Linked DNA regions of Homo sapiens: region 2 is linked to region 1. Evidence: chromatin contacts called from ENCODE Hi-C or POLR2A ChIA-PET data. All regions are on one chromosome and are shown on one strand. Each heading gives the region's core, a stretch centred on a gene start or an enhancer-like site at or near the end of the contact. The rest is flanking DNA. Distances are from core to core; before and after follow the strand shown. Region 1 overlaps TRD-AS1 (TRD antisense RNA 1). Region 2 overlaps C14orf93 (chromosome 14 open reading frame 93).

Evidence for each region. A loop is a pair of places that touch in the nucleus more often than their neighbours do. ChIA-PET counts read pairs that join two places held with the same protein, here RNA polymerase II (POLR2A). Pooled maps may share reads with other maps.
Region 2: a loop to region 1 is called in a pooled map, with 4 times the contacts of the local background. The contact joins two enhancer-like sites. A Hi-C loop is called at or near these places in 2 of 50 pooled maps. POLR2A ChIA-PET finds 5 or more read pairs at or near these places in 2 of 52 experiments (B cell and OCI-LY7).

The regions. Positions count from the first base shown.
Region 1 is chr14:22,381,845-22,385,221 of GRCh38, reverse strand. It overlaps TRD-AS1 (TRD antisense RNA 1), which reads left to right. Exons shown (of 5, transcript NR_148361.1): 3 at 2,817-2,871; 4 at 3,242-3,377. It also overlaps TRA. Among named protein-coding and RNA genes, the nearest start is that of TRD-AS1, 99 kb to the left of the region's middle. RefSeq lists an enhancer at 859-1,568. Within about 2 kb of position 1,366, at least 3 of the 41 ENCODE cell types and tissues checked have a DNase peak (open chromatin) inside an H3K27ac peak, as active enhancers do.
Region 2 is chr14:23,005,347-23,008,893 of GRCh38, reverse strand. All of the region lies in intron 1 of C14orf93 (chromosome 14 open reading frame 93), which reads left to right. LOC124903286 (a long non-coding RNA gene) reads right to left here. Exons shown (of 2, transcript XR_007064075.1): 2 at 1-2,326. Among named protein-coding and RNA genes, the nearest start is that of C14orf93, 3.0 kb to the left of the region's middle. RefSeq lists enhancers at 390-950, 1,884-2,253 and a silencer at 1,674-1,723. Within about 2 kb of position 2,118, at least 6 of the 41 ENCODE cell types and tissues checked have a DNase peak (open chromatin) inside an H3K27ac peak, as active enhancers do.

The DNA.
Region 1 (3,377 bases), core at 117-2,616:
ATATTCTGGAGACAGAGGCTTCCGGGGAGCAGTTGGTATCAGATGATTTATACATTTCTGTGAGTGCTGAGACACAAGATCCAGCTGCTTGTTGGCTTAGCTGTGTCGTAGAGTTGGGCTGGATTACCTTGGTCTTATTCATAGTGCCTGGACAAACAGGCAACCCTCCATACACTATCAGCTCCAGGTCTTGGAACCAAAGTGAAGCCAAAGATCAGAGTCTGTGTCTTCCTTCCCTCTCTCTTCATTTCTGGAAACATCACAAGAAAGAAGAGAAATTCTGCTCAATTTCATGGGATTGTGAGGGTGTTGTCATTTGGAGTCTAATGTGGATCAGTGGGAACCACAGCCCGTGAGCTTCCCACATCTCCCTTGATCCCCCGTCATGTCATGTCTTCTCTGAGCTTAACTGAGTTTAACCCCCAACTTGCAAGCCAGGAACTGGGGAACGGAATTTAATTTTCCTTGTGCATCTACTGCATGCCTTCAACTTCCCCACAACACTGACTCATATAACTTTCACAGCCAACCAAGGTATGTATTACGTTCTCGTTTTATGAACAAAGAGGACCTAGGAGGTTAAGTAACGTTCGCAAAGTTTTAGAGCTAATTGTGCTAGAGATAGAACTTGAATCTAGATATAAAGTTCTGACAATTTCTATGACCATATACAGCGAAAAGGAAGGAGTAGGCCAATTCTCCTTCTTCCTCTACCTACCACTGTCTTTGTGAAAGGGTCAAGCAATGCTGGGAGGGAGGAGATTCCTTAGCTGTGTCCTTTCCCAGTAGCTCCACTCCCCAGGCCTCCACCACATGTCATGAATCTAATCACTCCAGTGGTCAGCTTCAACTTTCAGCAGGTGCTGGGATTTGGCCAGGGCTTGCCCTGGTAGTCATGTGAAGGGAACAGCCCAGTCACTGTCACATCCTTAGCAGCCCGCTGTCACTCCCAGTGTCCTTAGGGCCAGAACTGACCAGCATCCCAGAAATTCCTGAGCTGAATCTTGTTCCCAGGGACTACTGAACCCCTGAGAAGGAGGGTGGGGGAGAGCCAGATACCCCCACCCACCACTGTGCTTTATCCTCTGACAGGCTGGACCCGAGTGAGGAAGATCAGTGGCAGGAGTGACCTCCAGCCAGACTCCTTCTGCCCTTCACTTTCCCACAATGGGAGGGTGGACCCGCTTGCTCTGGGCCAGTTTCTCATGGGCTTCTCTGAAGCAGGTACTTGCCGATGTGGGAATCCCCATACTCTCAGGGGACCCTGAGATGTTGGGGACTTCCACCCCTCAGAAGAGGGAGGTGATAAAGTTGGCTGGGACCTGCAGGCTCGTCAGCCTCAACTACGTAACAAGTGGCAGGGCTTGCCTGCTTGTGAGAGGCTCTGTTGTCTTTGGAACAAGTTGAAGGAATTGACATTAATATTTTTGAAGTAAACATAGGCCCTGGAACTCAAGGCACAGGCCAAGCACCCCTCAGGTAAAGCTGGGGCCAAGGTGAAACAAGCAGATGCAGGAAGTGCAGCAGACGAGTGGCCAGAGGACAGGTGTAAACCCCAGAGAACTGGTCAGGACTGACTGCAGAGAGGGTGGCAGACACCGTCACTTCTGGCACAGGCTCAAAGGGGTTTGCAAAGAAAGAAAAAGGAAGAAGTGTTAAGACAGTCTGACGGGTGATGAGTGTTCTATTAGGGTGGGATTTTTGCATGTGGGAGAGGACTTCTGATTGGTTTTCAAGTAAACTTTTCAATCTTTGATTCGTTTACTATGTATTGGTAATACATGGGGATTTTCCAGGCTGGGTAGGCCCATACGAGTTTTCCAGTTTTCACTGAATTTGAAAATATGGTCGTCTGCTTTGGGTCTGAGTCTCACATAAGCAATTCTCAACCCCAACTCTGCCTTCTAATCTTAGGTCTTGGGCAAGACTGTTAACCTTTCTGGGCCTCAATTTCCTTGTCTATAAAAGAAAAGGGTTAAACTATGTGATCATCTGGAAACCAACTCTAGGTGCTGAGAAGGCAGAGGTCCCTTCCAGGTGGCCCACCCCTTCCTCGTCCCCTGCAGTCCTCAGGCAGCAGGCTGCCCTTCTGCAATCAGTTTACTTCTGGAAGCTGCTGTAGATACTCAGCCTAATTGGATTTTCCGTGTGTAAAGATGTGAGTAGAGTCACAGAGAGGTTTCCTCCAGGCTCTGAAGGCCTCCAGGATCACTCTGGATGACAAATAGAATTTAATCAGTTGATCAGTGTGCCTAAATCCTCTTGTCATGGTGGTGATGTTTGCAGTTCAATTTCATTTTTATAGAATAAGGGATTCAGTGATTTGGTGAGAAAGGGAGGTGTTTCTTTTGTAACCATGATATTGCCATATTATTTAGCCCCGATTTGAGTGTGGTTCTCTGTTGAGCACCATCCCCAGTGCATTAAATGGAAAGAAACTTCTCTCTTGAAGCTTCCAGTCTGAATCAGCAAGGTGGTTCTCATATGAAAGGTAGACAGATATACAGGCTAGTGCAAAAACACCAAAAAGTTAAACCTGCCTTCCCATGAAGTTGCCATATCTTTGACATTGTGAACAAGCACCAGCAGACAAGTGAGCAAGGAATTAACCATGAGAGTAACATTCCTGTCCCAAATTCAGAGCCATTAATGGTTCAGGAATAGGTCTAGGAGTGCCGAGGTCCTTAGCTGGCACCATCAGCCTACTCCTCTCCCTGATGGATGTGAATAGAGGAAGGAAGGAGAGATTCTTTAATAGACAACTACTGAACAGGAATTTTACATTTACTCTTCTTTTCTACATCCCACTTTTGTAGATGAAGAACCTGAGGCTCACCTTGCTTAAGTGACTTGAGCAGCTTCACGCATCTTGTAAGTAGTAGAGACAGAGTCAAAACCAGATCTTCCTGCCCTCTCTATCATATAAACCACTTACACTGAATTACAAAGTGAAACTGATCTATGGTGAATTGTACTAATGTTCTGCTTCTGCCATGGGCACCAGAGGAGATACCTTTCTTTGTTGACACTAATCTCAAAGGCTAAATTAGATCCCCCAAACTCATTTCCATTAATAACATGTCAAAGGCTTGTGTCATGCGTTAATTTATCCAAAGTGATCTTGATTCTATTTACATTTTGGTGCCACCTTTTAATGTCACCATTTTTATAAATTAAATATGTAATATATAAAGCCAGTCTTCACTTACTGATATGTTAATTTTTAACCCAAACTTCTTAGTCTGACATTCCAGCAATACCGGAGCATTGACAGTTGATAATAGCTCTATGTGCTACCTCTCCAAGAAACAAATTTGCATTTTAACCTGCCCCTTCAATGGCTGAACTTCAAAGGGTCACTGATGAATGCCACAGCA
Region 2 (3,547 bases), core at 869-3,368, 620 kb before region 1:
CTCAAAAACTGTTCATGGTGATGGTGATGGGGAGCCAAGAGGATGCAAAGGCAAATAATAGAAGGGATAAGAAATGCCTTTTGGTTATCATGTTGCATTTTTAGAATGGAAAGCTTCTCATTTCTAAGAGTCACAGAAAAAAGTATATGAATTAGAGAAAAACAGGCTCGCAGAGCAGAACCTCCTGTTATAGGAGCCCTATTTTCACTTCATTCTGTTACAGAATCACTATCTCCTCATTAGAAGTTGTATGGAAAATATCTGTATCCAAATTTGTATTCGCAGATTGGAGTGAAAGCATAGGAGGTATATGAGGTGCTGAGGGAGAAACTGGAATGTCACAAATGCAGTGACAACCAGGAGACAAAAAAAAAAATCTACTGTAGAATTTAAATTTCATTACAACAAAACTTCTGTATAATAATGCATTTCTATTACACAGCTAGCATCCTACTCTATTTCAAGCAGTATTTGACTCCTAAATACTGACTGCAATAAAGTTACTTGTACAAATTTATAACAAAAGTGGCCCTGTTTGGGCTTTCTGGGTTTCTTACTTGTGCTGAGTGTATTTTTATTCTCTAACAATTCAAGTCAGACCAGTGCTTAATAAATACTGGCTCGACTGTGGATTATTCCACAATTTCAGACCTGCATTTCTTTGAAATCTAGTCACATTTTAGTGATCTTTGTGATCACAACAGTGATGGGAGTTTTTTTTTTTTTTTTTTTTTTTTTTGAAACGGAGTTTCGCTCTTGTTGCCCAGGCTGCAGTGGCAATGGTGCGATCTTGGCTCACTGCAACCTTCGCCTCCTGGGTTCAAGCGATTCTCCTGTCTCGGCCTCCCGAGTAGCTGGGATTACAGGCATGTGCCACCATGCCGGGCTGATTTTTGTATTTTTAGTAGAGACGGGGTTTCACCATGTTGGTCAGGCTGGTCTCCAACTCCTGACTTTAGGTGATCCGCCCGCCTCTGCCTCTCAAAGTGCTGGGATTACAGGCGTGAGCCACCGCGCCCGGCCAGTTACGGGAATTTTTAATGGAGTTTTACCCTTTTTAGCTCTTTTCCACATCACTACAGGTCATCACATATACTTTTTACCTTACTTTTTAGCGTCTCAAAAAATAGGGAGAGCTCTCCCTGAACAGTGCAGAGCCCGTATCCCTGATTTCCTAGGCTATTTGATTTCTACATCCAGGAACGTAGGGTCATATCCACTGTTCTTGCTTTTTCTTCCTAAGAAAGGAGAGAATTCCTCGCACATATATATCGTTGGCTTGGCCTTCCAAAGCAAAGCAAAACTAAACTCTGTTGATTTTGCCTGGGAATCCTCGGGGCCCCTAGTATTGGAAACTTCTTTGAACTGTGAGGAGCTGCTAATTTGCAGGTGACATGTGAAAGAAATGTAACCGAGGCCAGCAGTAACTAAAAGTCGGCCACCACCCAACGTGTGACGCCGATTTGTGGCCACTGTGCTTATAATCGTGTACACACAGGTTTGTGAGCAGCAGAGAACAAAAGCAAGTAAACAAAAACAAGCTAAAGATGGCGTCTGACGGCCTTGAAAAAGCCTCACAGTCTTGTCCCTCCCTGAGGAGGCCCCTCCCCTACCTGACTTTTTGAGTGACTGTTGTTTGCAGCCAATAGTGTCCGTGACCCTGCTCCCCAGCCATCGTCTAACCGCCAATCACCGGGAGCCAGAAGGCAAACGGGGCGGTGTCTCCCCGCGTGCGCGCGGTAGCCGGGTACACGGGCAGGCGCCGCGGATAGTTCTGTCTCCCGCGCGCCCGCCTCCGCCTCTGCCTAGCTGAGTCAGCCCGTGCGGTAGCGCCAGGCACACGCGGTAGAACATCTGTAGGGCTGCAAAGCTGCACCTCCGCGTCAGTTCTCACGGCGAGCGCCGCCTTCAGCCCAAGTTCTCAAAGCTCTCGGGGCTACGTAGTCTACCCTCCCCGGTGACCCGGCGAGATCCCTAGCCGCTCCTCCGGCCGCTCTGCTCTCCGCATCCCTCGCGGGAATGACCCCCTTTACCCGGGACTCCCAGAGCGCACTGTATGGTAGGGCACAGTGGCGAGTCACCCTGTCCCCTGAGGCCTCTTGAGCAGTCGCCGATCTCTGCTTCCCGCGTCGCTGCGATCGCCTTTCCCGTAGCTGAATCACACTGACCCATCGGAAACGGTTCTGCCCTCCCTGGGGTCCACCTTGTCATCCTTGACTAATATTTAATCAACTAACATTTACCAAGTTCTCGCTGGCACGAGTTCTAGGAGCTACTTTTTCATTTTTCAGTTTCTCCATAAATGCAGTGGGTCCTTTAGGCAAACCTGAAATCGGAAATATTAATCTTACCAATGTAATCTTAGCAAATGTAAATAAAAAGGACTGTGCTATACTGGGCTAAAAATTCTCATCCTGCTATAGAAATATACGTGGAATTTTCAGATTACGTGGAATCCTTTAAAGACCGCATTCGGCCTTCTGGGTCTACAGCTCTCTTTTTTACCCCTAAAAATAAGGTCTTGGATTTTTTGCAGACCATTAGTCGAGTCACTCTTTTAAAATGTGGGAAAATAGTATTTTGTGGTATTTACTTAGCTGCTCTTGTGTGATAAGGAGCTCATTTCTGATAAAAATAGGTTTTGAGAGAACCTTTTGACAGGTGAGCCATTTTGCACCTTGAAGTGGAGGAGTAGGACTGACCAACACAGCAGGAGCTTTAAGTGGCCGTTTTCCTTATTTATTTCTTAAAATGAAGATTATGATATGAATTGCCATGCTTTCAGTAATCACATTTAAGGAAGTCTATTGCTAGCATGACCCTGAATGAGTCAAGCACCCATTATAAAAACATATATCATCTGAGTGATACCATATCATACACATCTATTAAATAGTGAGAAAACTTTTATTTTTCATAGTTTGGAGGTGAACTCAGTCATGCAGAAAATTCAAACTCAGAATGGGGAGAAAGCAAGCAAGGGAACTGCCAAGAGTATGATATATTTAGTCCTAACAAAAATGTGACTTGGGAGGAAAGGGATAGTTAAAATTATGGACAGTCTTACCCTGAACTGTCTGTCTAAAGGAGATGAATTGTCTTTCTTTTTTATCTAAATATTTATGAAAAATACCAAAAGTACTGGAAAGTACATTTTTAAGGCTCGTTTCACATTTATTTAAATTAGACCAATACTGAAATGAACCCCAAATGCTTATATTTTTTGCAAACCTAAGTGTGACATCTACTGTCATGTTGTGTTGGCAACGCATCCCAAGATTGAAGATCTTTTTCTCTTTTTTAGACCTAGTCAGTTGTTTTCAGGACTTTCTACTTAAACATGTTGCCATCATTTGAAATTTAAAATGTTAAATAAATACACTTCTTCTCTAATATACTGGTGTCTCCTCTTTTTATTTATTTATTTTTTAGAGACTGGGTCTTGCTATGCTGCCGAGGTTGGTCTCAAACTCCTGGGCTCAAGCGATCCTCCTCCTCCCAAAGTGCTGGGATTACAGGCATGAGCCACCATGCCCAGCCATGGTAT